Regions from separate parts of the Homo sapiens genome. Here all the other regions are linked to region 1. A link is a contact called in ENCODE Hi-C or POLR2A ChIA-PET data. All regions are on one chromosome and are shown on one strand. Each heading gives the region's core, a stretch centred on a gene start or an enhancer-like site at or near the end of the contact. The rest is flanking DNA. Distances are from core to core; before and after follow the strand shown. Region 1 has its middle 22 kb from the start of DEGS1. Region 2 overlaps NVL (nuclear VCP like). Region 3 overlaps NVL (nuclear VCP like).

The links. Hi-C counts contacts between places; a loop is a spot of excess contacts on that map. ChIA-PET counts read pairs that join two places held with the same protein, here RNA polymerase II (POLR2A). Pooled maps may share reads with other maps.
Region 2: a pooled map shows a loop between it and region 1 (2.2-fold over the local background). The contact joins two enhancer-like sites. A Hi-C loop is called at or near these places in 1 of 168 maps with a recorded cell type or tissue (heart right ventricle) and 4 of 50 pooled maps. POLR2A ChIA-PET finds 5 or more read pairs at or near these places in 19 of 52 experiments (A549, CD4-positive, alpha-beta T cell, H1 and 14 more).
Region 3: a loop to region 1 is called in a map with no recorded cell type, with 4 times the contacts of the local background. The contact joins two enhancer-like sites. A Hi-C loop is called at or near these places in 7 of 37 single-sample maps with no recorded cell type and 8 of 50 pooled maps. POLR2A ChIA-PET finds 5 or more read pairs at or near these places in 13 of 52 experiments (AG04450, GM12878, HEK293T and 8 more).

Annotation. Positions count from the first base shown.
Region 1 is chr1:224,203,618-224,206,317 of GRCh38, forward strand. No RefSeq gene overlaps it. Among named protein-coding and RNA genes, the nearest start is that of DEGS1, 22 kb to the left of the region's middle. RefSeq lists a silencer at 1,344-1,393. Within about 2 kb of position 1,299, at least 27 of the 41 ENCODE cell types and tissues checked have a DNase peak (open chromatin) inside an H3K27ac peak, as active enhancers do; they include OCI-LY7 and heart right ventricle, where a contact is called at or near this core.
Region 2 is chr1:224,244,087-224,246,786 of GRCh38, forward strand. The region is part of intron 19 of NVL (nuclear VCP like); the gene reads right to left. Among named protein-coding and RNA genes, the nearest start is that of MIR320B2, 12 kb to the right of the region's middle. RefSeq lists an enhancer at 1,568-1,617. Within about 2 kb of position 1,290, at least 20 of the 41 ENCODE cell types and tissues checked have a DNase peak (open chromatin) inside an H3K27ac peak, as active enhancers do; they include OCI-LY7 and heart right ventricle, where a contact is called at or near this core.
Region 3 is chr1:224,265,424-224,268,123 of GRCh38, forward strand. NVL (nuclear VCP like) reads right to left here. Exons shown (of 23, transcript NM_002533.4): 18 at 2,611-2,700. Among named protein-coding and RNA genes, the nearest start is that of MIR320B2, 9.7 kb to the left of the region's middle. Within about 2 kb of position 1,273, at least 2 of the 41 ENCODE cell types and tissues checked have a DNase peak (open chromatin) inside an H3K27ac peak, as active enhancers do.

The sequences.
Region 1 (2,700 bases), core at 49-2,548:
TCATGACCAGGGGATGATGAGCAGCTGTTTAATAAGCCACCGGTGTCAAACCCGGTGGCCGGGGGCCCAGGAAGAACCCCGACTTGGGAGTGCAGCCCCTTAGGCATCTCAGAGCCAGGGACAGGAAAGAAAGACAGGTTGTGTTGCCAGTGTGACTGAAGCAAATTACCTTCCCTGGGCTGGTTTCCTTTATCTATCTTGTCTATCTTTTCTTACCTCCCTCCCGGGACCTTGAGATGCCTTGGAAATCAGATGGGAAAAGCACTGTCACTCACTGCAGGGGTTGTGGTAATGCTGGTTACTGATGCCACTGGGAACACCAAGCTACAGGAGTCAGTCATTTGGGACAGTGCCAGCAGTCAGAGCACAGGTCACACTTGTTCCAAACCATGGCAGTCGGTGCTTGCTGCCCAAACTATTGTCTGAGTTTATTTTTTAAGAAATAAAAAAAAAAATTATCATAGAATACAAAGAACATAAAATACACCATTGTTACCATTTTTTTTTTCTCTTTTTGAGACAGAGTCTCACTCTGTTGCCCAGGCTGGAGTGCAATGGTGCAATCTCAGCTCACTGCAACCTCTGCCTCCCGGGTTCAAGCAATTCTCCTGCCTCAGCCTCCCAAGTAGATGGGATTACAGGCGCCCACCACTGCACCTGGCTAATTTTTTTTTGTATTTTTAGTAGAGATGGGGTTTCACCATATATGGTCAGGCTGGTCTCAAACTCCTGACCTCAGGTGATCCACCCGCCTCGGCCTCCCAAAGTGCTGGGATTACAGGCATTAGCCAACGCACCCAGCCCATTGTTACCATTTTCACGTGTCCAGTTCAGGAGTATTACATACATTCACATTGTTATGCAACCTATCTCCAGAACTTTTCATCTTGAAAATCTGAGATTCAAAAAATAAAAATAAAAAAATGAAAGAAAAAGAAAAAAAAAATAAAAAGAAGAAGAAGGAAAAAAGAAAAACCGAAATTCCATGCTCATTAAACAGCTCCCTATTTTCCCTCCCCCAGCCCCTGGCAACTAGCACTTTACTTTCTGTTTCTATAAATTTGACTTGAGTATTTTTTTTTTAATCAACAAAACTCTTAACTTGCACTGTCAATATATTCCAAATATTCCAATATATTCCAAAATATTCCACAGCAGGCCTGGGTCATGCTGGATTAGCAAAGACAAGGACTGGCCTAGATGGAGTCACACCCTCCCCAGCCTTGGGTTTGGGTAATTCTCAACACCCTAATTCATTCTCCCCTGGCAGCTGGAGAGACCCGTGGGACAGCCACTCACTGCAGAAGGGGCTGGTGAGAGACATGCTCGTCATCTCCGAGGGCCTGGCTCTGCGCCAGCCACACACTTATCTGCCTGCTCCATCTCCGGAGTTTCTGTCTCTGAGCTTTGGCAATGGAAGTTGTGCTTCCACTATTAGCCAACACCGAGCTGGACTCTGGTAACTGACACAGCCGTGCATCTAGTGTAGCTCGGGTTGAGATGACTTGGCTTTTTTTTTTTTTTTTTTTTTTTTGAGACGGAGTCTCGCTCCGTCACCCAGGCTGGAGTGCAGTGGCGGGATCTCGGCTCACTGCAAGCTCCGCCTCCCGGGTTCACGCCATTCTCCTGCCTCAGCCTCCCGAGTAGCTGGGACTACAGGCGCCCGCCACCACGCCCGGCTAATTTTTTGTATTTTTAGTAGAGACGGGGTTTCACCGTGTTAGCCGGGATGGTCTCGATCTCCTGACCTCGTGATCCGCCCGCCTCGGCCTCCCAAAGTGCTGGGATTACAGGCGTGAGCCACCGCGCCCGGCCGACTTGGCTTTTTAAATTGCCTTCTATGAATATATATTTGTCCTAAGACTGGACTGGCCACATGAAATCAGGTTTTCAAAACGGAACTGCCTGTGAGGATGTGTGAGTGTGGATGTCAGGTGGCAAGGGGCTGAGAAGGAAAGTGCAAGGGGGCCTCCCATCCCACATGACTCACACGTTGCTCACATACACACACCCAGCCCCCCCCCCCCAACCCCAACACACACACGCAGGGCTGTAAACCATATGATTAGGCTCCTGCCTGACTCTCCCAGGCCATCTCTCCCTGTGGTCCAGCCACCATGGGCTGCTTTCTGCTCCAAACACACTCAGGATTGCTGTGTCCCAGGGCCTGCTTGGTGTCCTCTGCGTAGACACTAGACCAGAGCTCACAGAGCCACCTCCCTCTCAATAATCAGCTCTCAGCTCAAATGCCACCTCTTTAAAGAAGACTTCCTTAGAAACGGCCTGATTTCTAGTTTCACCAAAAACTGACCCTGAGATGAGAATTTGGGTATATGGCTTATTTGGAAGGTGATCCTGAAATGAGTGAGAAAAGGAAATCCAAAAAAGCAGGCCAGTAAAGCGTGTGTCACTTAAGGAGCAGGTAACCACTGTAGGCAACTGGAGCTCATTCCCCAGGACTCCTGAGAGCTCTCGCAATGTCCCACCAATGGTTACAGAGGTGTTTGCCTTGGAGTAATTCATTAAGCTGCACGTTTGCTCTGTGTATTTTTCTGTATCTGGATTTTACAATACAAGATTTTTTGTTTTGTGTTTTGTGTTTTTTGAGACAGAGTCTCGCTCCGTCACCCAGGCTGGAGTGCAATGGTACGATCTCGGCTCACTGCAACCTCCGCCTCCCAGGTTCCAGCGATTCTCCTG
Region 2 (2,700 bases), core at 40-2,539, 40 kb after region 1:
GCCGGGCGTGGTGGCTCATGCCTATAATCCCAGCACTTTGGGAGGCCAAGGAGGGCGGATCACATGAGGTCGGGAGTTCGAGACCAGCCTGGCCAACATGGAAAAACCCTGTCTCTACTAAAAATACAAAATTAGCTGGGCATGGTGGCAGACACCTGTAATCTCAGCTATTTGGGAGGCTGAGGCAGGAGAATCACTTGAACCCAGGAGGCAGAGGTTGCAGTGAGCTGAGATCGCACCATTGTACTCCAGCCTGGGCGACAAGAGCAAAACTCCGTCTCAAAAAAAAAAATTTCTACTTCTCAGGCAGCTTTTAGTGATAGACCTCTTATCACCACATCATCACTAGAAATACCAAATAAAAAATATAAAAAAGTAGTATATGGCTCGCTCTTTTTTATTTGAGGTGGAGTCTCCCTCTGTTGCCCAGGCTGGAGTGCAGTGGCGTGATCTCGGCTCACTGCAACCTCCACCTCTCTGCTTCAAGTGATTCTTTTGCCTCAGCCTCCTGACTAGCTAGGACTACAGGCGCATGCCACCACGCCCGGCTAATTTTTGTATTTTTAGTAGAGATGGGGTTTCGCCATGTTGGTCAGGCTGGTCTCCATTTTTTTTTTTTGAGATGGAGTCTCACTCTGTTGCCCAGGCTGGAGTGCAGTGGCGTAATCTCGGCTCACTGCAATCCCTGCCTCTTGGGTTCAAGTGATTCTTTTGCCTCAGCCTCCTGAGTAGCCGGGACTACAGGCACGCACCACCACGCCCAGCTAATTTTTATATTTTTAGTAGAGATGGGGTTTCACCATATTGGCCAGGCTGGTCTCGAACTCCTGACCTCGTGATCCGCCCGCCTTGGCCTCCCAAAGTGCTGGGATTACAGGTGTGAGCCACTGTACCTGGCCCACTCGCTCTTCTTTTACAAAACTTAGATCCCAAAAGATATGAAGAAGTTGCTTTGACCTACAAAATATTTCAGACTTTTAAGAACAGGACTAAAGATCTTTATTCTAATCTCCTTATAATATTTCAGATGTTAATAGGAGAAAGAGAAAATTGTATATAAAACAATCTGAGGAATTAAAGTCAAAAGCCAGCAAACTGAAATAAAAAGGGTAAACATTAAAAATGCCAATTTTCCTCACTTTCTGTTGACTTACAAAGAACATACATGGGCAGGAAGTCTGCCTTGTGACTTCTCCCCTCTGAAATTAGATATTGTGCTTCCTCTTCCTCTCAATCTGCCCTGCTTTAGCCATCAACAAAGCTTTTTAAACAAAAACATTCATGACCTCTGAAGGATGAGGTAAGATAAGGATGTGAAATTGCACTGCTAACAGCTCTCTTGAGAGGGCACCAGGCCAACGCAGGCAGACAGGGCACAGGGAGGCTGCATGTGGGTCCTGCTCCTCCTGGGCAGCTCTGCCCAATGAGGTTCCAAGTCTTAGAATAGGACACAGTCAGAATTGGAGCAAAAATGCACTCTCAAGTCAAAGAGAATAAACTAACAAAAGCCCTTCTGCCGTTGGCACAGACAGAGGCTGAGGACTGACTATGCAGCAGTCTAAACCACAATCTACAAAAGTTGCTTTTGGCCCAGCATGGTGGCTCACACCTGTAATCCCAGCACTTTGAGAGGCCGAGGTGGGTGGATCACCAGGTCAGGAGTTCCAGACCAGCCTGGCCAACATGGTGAAACCTCATTTCTCTAAAAATACAAAAATTAGCCGGGCGTGGTAGCACGTGCCTGTAATCCCAGCTACTCGGGAGGTGGGATCCGTCCACCTTGGCCTCCCAAAGTGCTGGGATTACAGGTGTGAGCCACCATGCCCGGCCAAAGTTGACCTCTATTGAAATGTCTTTTTTGATTTTTTTCTTCTTCCATATTCACAACTTTGTGCTTGGAAGCTGCAGGGCTCCTCTCTGTTACCCACCCCATTTATGCCAGATGACTTTTTTTTTTTTGGAGACAGAGTTTTGCTCTTGTTGCCCAGGTTGGAGTGCAATAGCACGATCTCGGCTCACCACAACCTCTGCCTCCCGGGTTCAAGCTAATTCTCCTGCTTTAGCCTCCTGAGTAGCTGGGATTACAGGAGCACACCATCACACCCAGCTAATCTTTGTATTTTTGTAGAGACAGTGTTTTGCCATGTTGGCCAGGCTGGTCTTGAACTCCTGACCTCAAGTGATCCACCTGCCTCGGCCTCCCAAAGTGCTGGGATTATAGGCATGAACCACTGTGCCTGGCCGAAGTGGGGTACTTTAAATATTCACCCTTTGGTCTGAGGCCTAATGATTTTGGCAAATAGCACTGAAATTCTAGATGAATGAAGTATAAAGTTGTTCTGGTGTGAGTACCATACATTGAATGAAACACAGCAGGAAGAATGAGCCAATCATTCTCTGGTTCCAAATCTATAAAGCTCTGAATACCACATGCCTCATGTCTGGCATGTCTAGAAATAAATACCAATCCAACTTTTCTCTTTAGTTCATGAAATCCCAAGGACAAGTGTGAAAGCATTATCATTATGTCACCATGACTACAGGAAATTCATAGAAACAAAATTGGATTATATGTGTGTGCTTATTTGTATATACATACACATCCACATACATTGACCAAAGCAAACAAAATCTCAAGACCATAGTTCCTAATGACAGAGCCAAGAAGGCCGGGCATGGTGGCTCACGCCTGTAATCCCA
Region 3 (2,700 bases), core at 23-2,522, 62 kb after region 1:
AACCCAGGAGGCAGAGGTTGCAAGGAGCTGAGATCACACCACTGCACTCCAGCCTGGGCAGTAGACCAAGACTCTGTCTCAAAATAAATAAATAAATAATAAAATAAAATAAACAAACTTAAAATATGGTGCGGGCTGTTAACGATAGAATAGGTTATTACAGGAAACGAAAGATTGATGCTGTGGTTTGAACGTATTCCCCAAATTTCACGTGTTGGAAACTTAATCCCCAATAAAACAGTGTTGAGATGTGGGACCTTTAAAAGGTGATTAGGTCATGAGGGCTCTGCCCTCATGAATGATGCTGGTTTCAAGAGAGTGGGTAAGTTATTACAGGAGTGGACTCTTGATAAAAGGATATGTTTCGCCACTCTCACTATTTTTTAAATAATAGAGACAAGGTCTCACTATGTTGCCCAGGCTGGTCTTAAACTCCCAAGCTCAAGCGATCCTCCTGTCTCAACCTCGTAAAGTGCTAGGATTACAGGCATAAGCCACCATGCCCAGCTTGGCCACTTTCTTTCTTTTTTAATGTCTACTCATTTGTTAACTATGTTTCTGTATGATGTTATTAATATACTGCACATATGACAAGTCATACATCAAAACCAGATAGTACAAACAATTAAACAGATAATAATTTTAGCATTTTCTGTCTCACCACTAACAGATATTAAGCCCATCCTTACTAATTTATGCTCCTCACTTTAAAAAGGATGATCATATACTGGAAAAAACTGGATCAATGTATTTCTTCAATGAGGCTTTTTTGAGAGAAACAGGGCCCTCATTTCCTACTCCCCAGGATCCCCCCTCTCTCTGCTTCTTTCTTCTCCAGACTTCCTCCAGTGAAACTAATCTTTTGCTATACAAAATGCTTTTTGGTAGGCTGAAGAAAACAGTTGTTTAGCTCAGGCAGTTGAGATAAATGTCCAAAGATAGGGTAAAATTAATTAAACTTTATTTGTCCACCTTTACTCATGGGACCATGGTTTCTTCCTGTCCAGGCCACTTTCCTTTTGCTCTCTCATGCATGCTCTTGTGCTCTTCTACCCTTTCGCCTTGGGGTGATGCAGCAAGAAGGCCCTTGACAGATGCAGGCCACTCAGCCTTGACCTTCCCAGCTTCCTGAACTAGAAGAACTGAATCTCTTTTCTTTTTAACACAAATTACCCAGTTTCAGGTATTCTGTTACAGCAAAACAAAACAGACTAAGACAAGCATCTTCTTGAAATATGTGAGAAAAGATCTGTATCTGCTTATGAAAGGGACGATGTGATTCTGTTCAACTCTGAGGGACTTTCTTCTAGGATGACTCTGTGATTTTATGACCTAATGACTGTTCCCACTACTATTACCAAACTGCTTATGAACATGATAACAATTACTAAATAGCTACGTGCTGTTTAACACCACTGTGGCAGATACATTACCAACATCATTTAACTTTTGTGGCAATCCTGCCAATTAAGTATTATCATCTTCATTTAAAAAGTGCCAAAATGATGGTCAGCAAGATAAAGTAATATAGTCCCAAGGTTACTATGGTATAATACAGAATATAACTGGTCTTTGCCCACCTTTCCTGGCATAGATCTTCAAAAATCCTTGCAATTTCCTGAGTGCCAGGAATATCTTTGTTGAGCTAATGTGGTGACGCATAGTGGCCCCACAGATAGCTTCGGGCAGGGGACTGATCACCAGAAAGATCAAGCATGTGATTAGAGTTGTAACTCCGAGCCATCTTCTGCACTTCTGTAGTCTTGAGCCCTTTTCTGAATCCCTCAAAGAATGCTTAACCTTGAAAACAATTTTCAGTAATTATTCAGGGCAGATATAGGGGCATGGCTCCAGCATAAAATCCTAAAAATCTATCTTTAACTTCTACTAGAGTGAAGAGTCTCGTTTTTGTTTCCTATAAGCTAGAGAGAAACCACAAAACACAAATTCTGAAAATACTTTTGTGGTCAAAAGTGTATGCTGGTCGGGTGCAGTGGCTCACGTCTGTAATCCTAGCACTTTGGGAGGCCGAGGTGGGCAGATCACCTGAGGTCAGGAGTTCAAGACCAGCCTGGCCAACATGGCGAAACCCCATCTCTACTAAAAATACAAAAAATAGCCGGGCATGGTGGCAGCACCTGTAATCCCAGCTACTCAGGAGGCTGAGGCAGGAGAATCACTTGAACTCAGGAGGCAGAGGTTGCAGTGAGCCAAGGTCATGCCACTGCATGCCAGCCTGGGTGACAGAGCGAGATTCTGTCTCAAAAAAAAAAAAAAAAAAAAGTGTATGCTGCAACTGTTCTCAGCCAAAAAGAGCTTTCTAAGCACCGACACAGAAAAGCAATCTCATGGGATCCAAGCAGTAATACTATACTTTTTACTATAGCTTATGCAAAAGCTTTCTAAGCCTTTATTTCAACTATGAAGTTTCCTTTCACAGAACCAAAAATGGATTGCCCAAATTTAATCTTCCTTTCCTAGGATGCATGTGAATTATATTGTTTATAAATGCTACTAGTTTTTACTTTTATTTTTAATTATCTGAATCTCTTCTACGGAAATGCTGTAAGTTTTTAGATTCATCTGTGTTACAATATTTTTATTTCTTACCTGGCCTGTTAGTGGCTGCCATAATAAAAACCTGCTGGCGTGCTTCCAGACCATCCATCTCTGTAAGTAGCTGATTCACCACTCGGACAC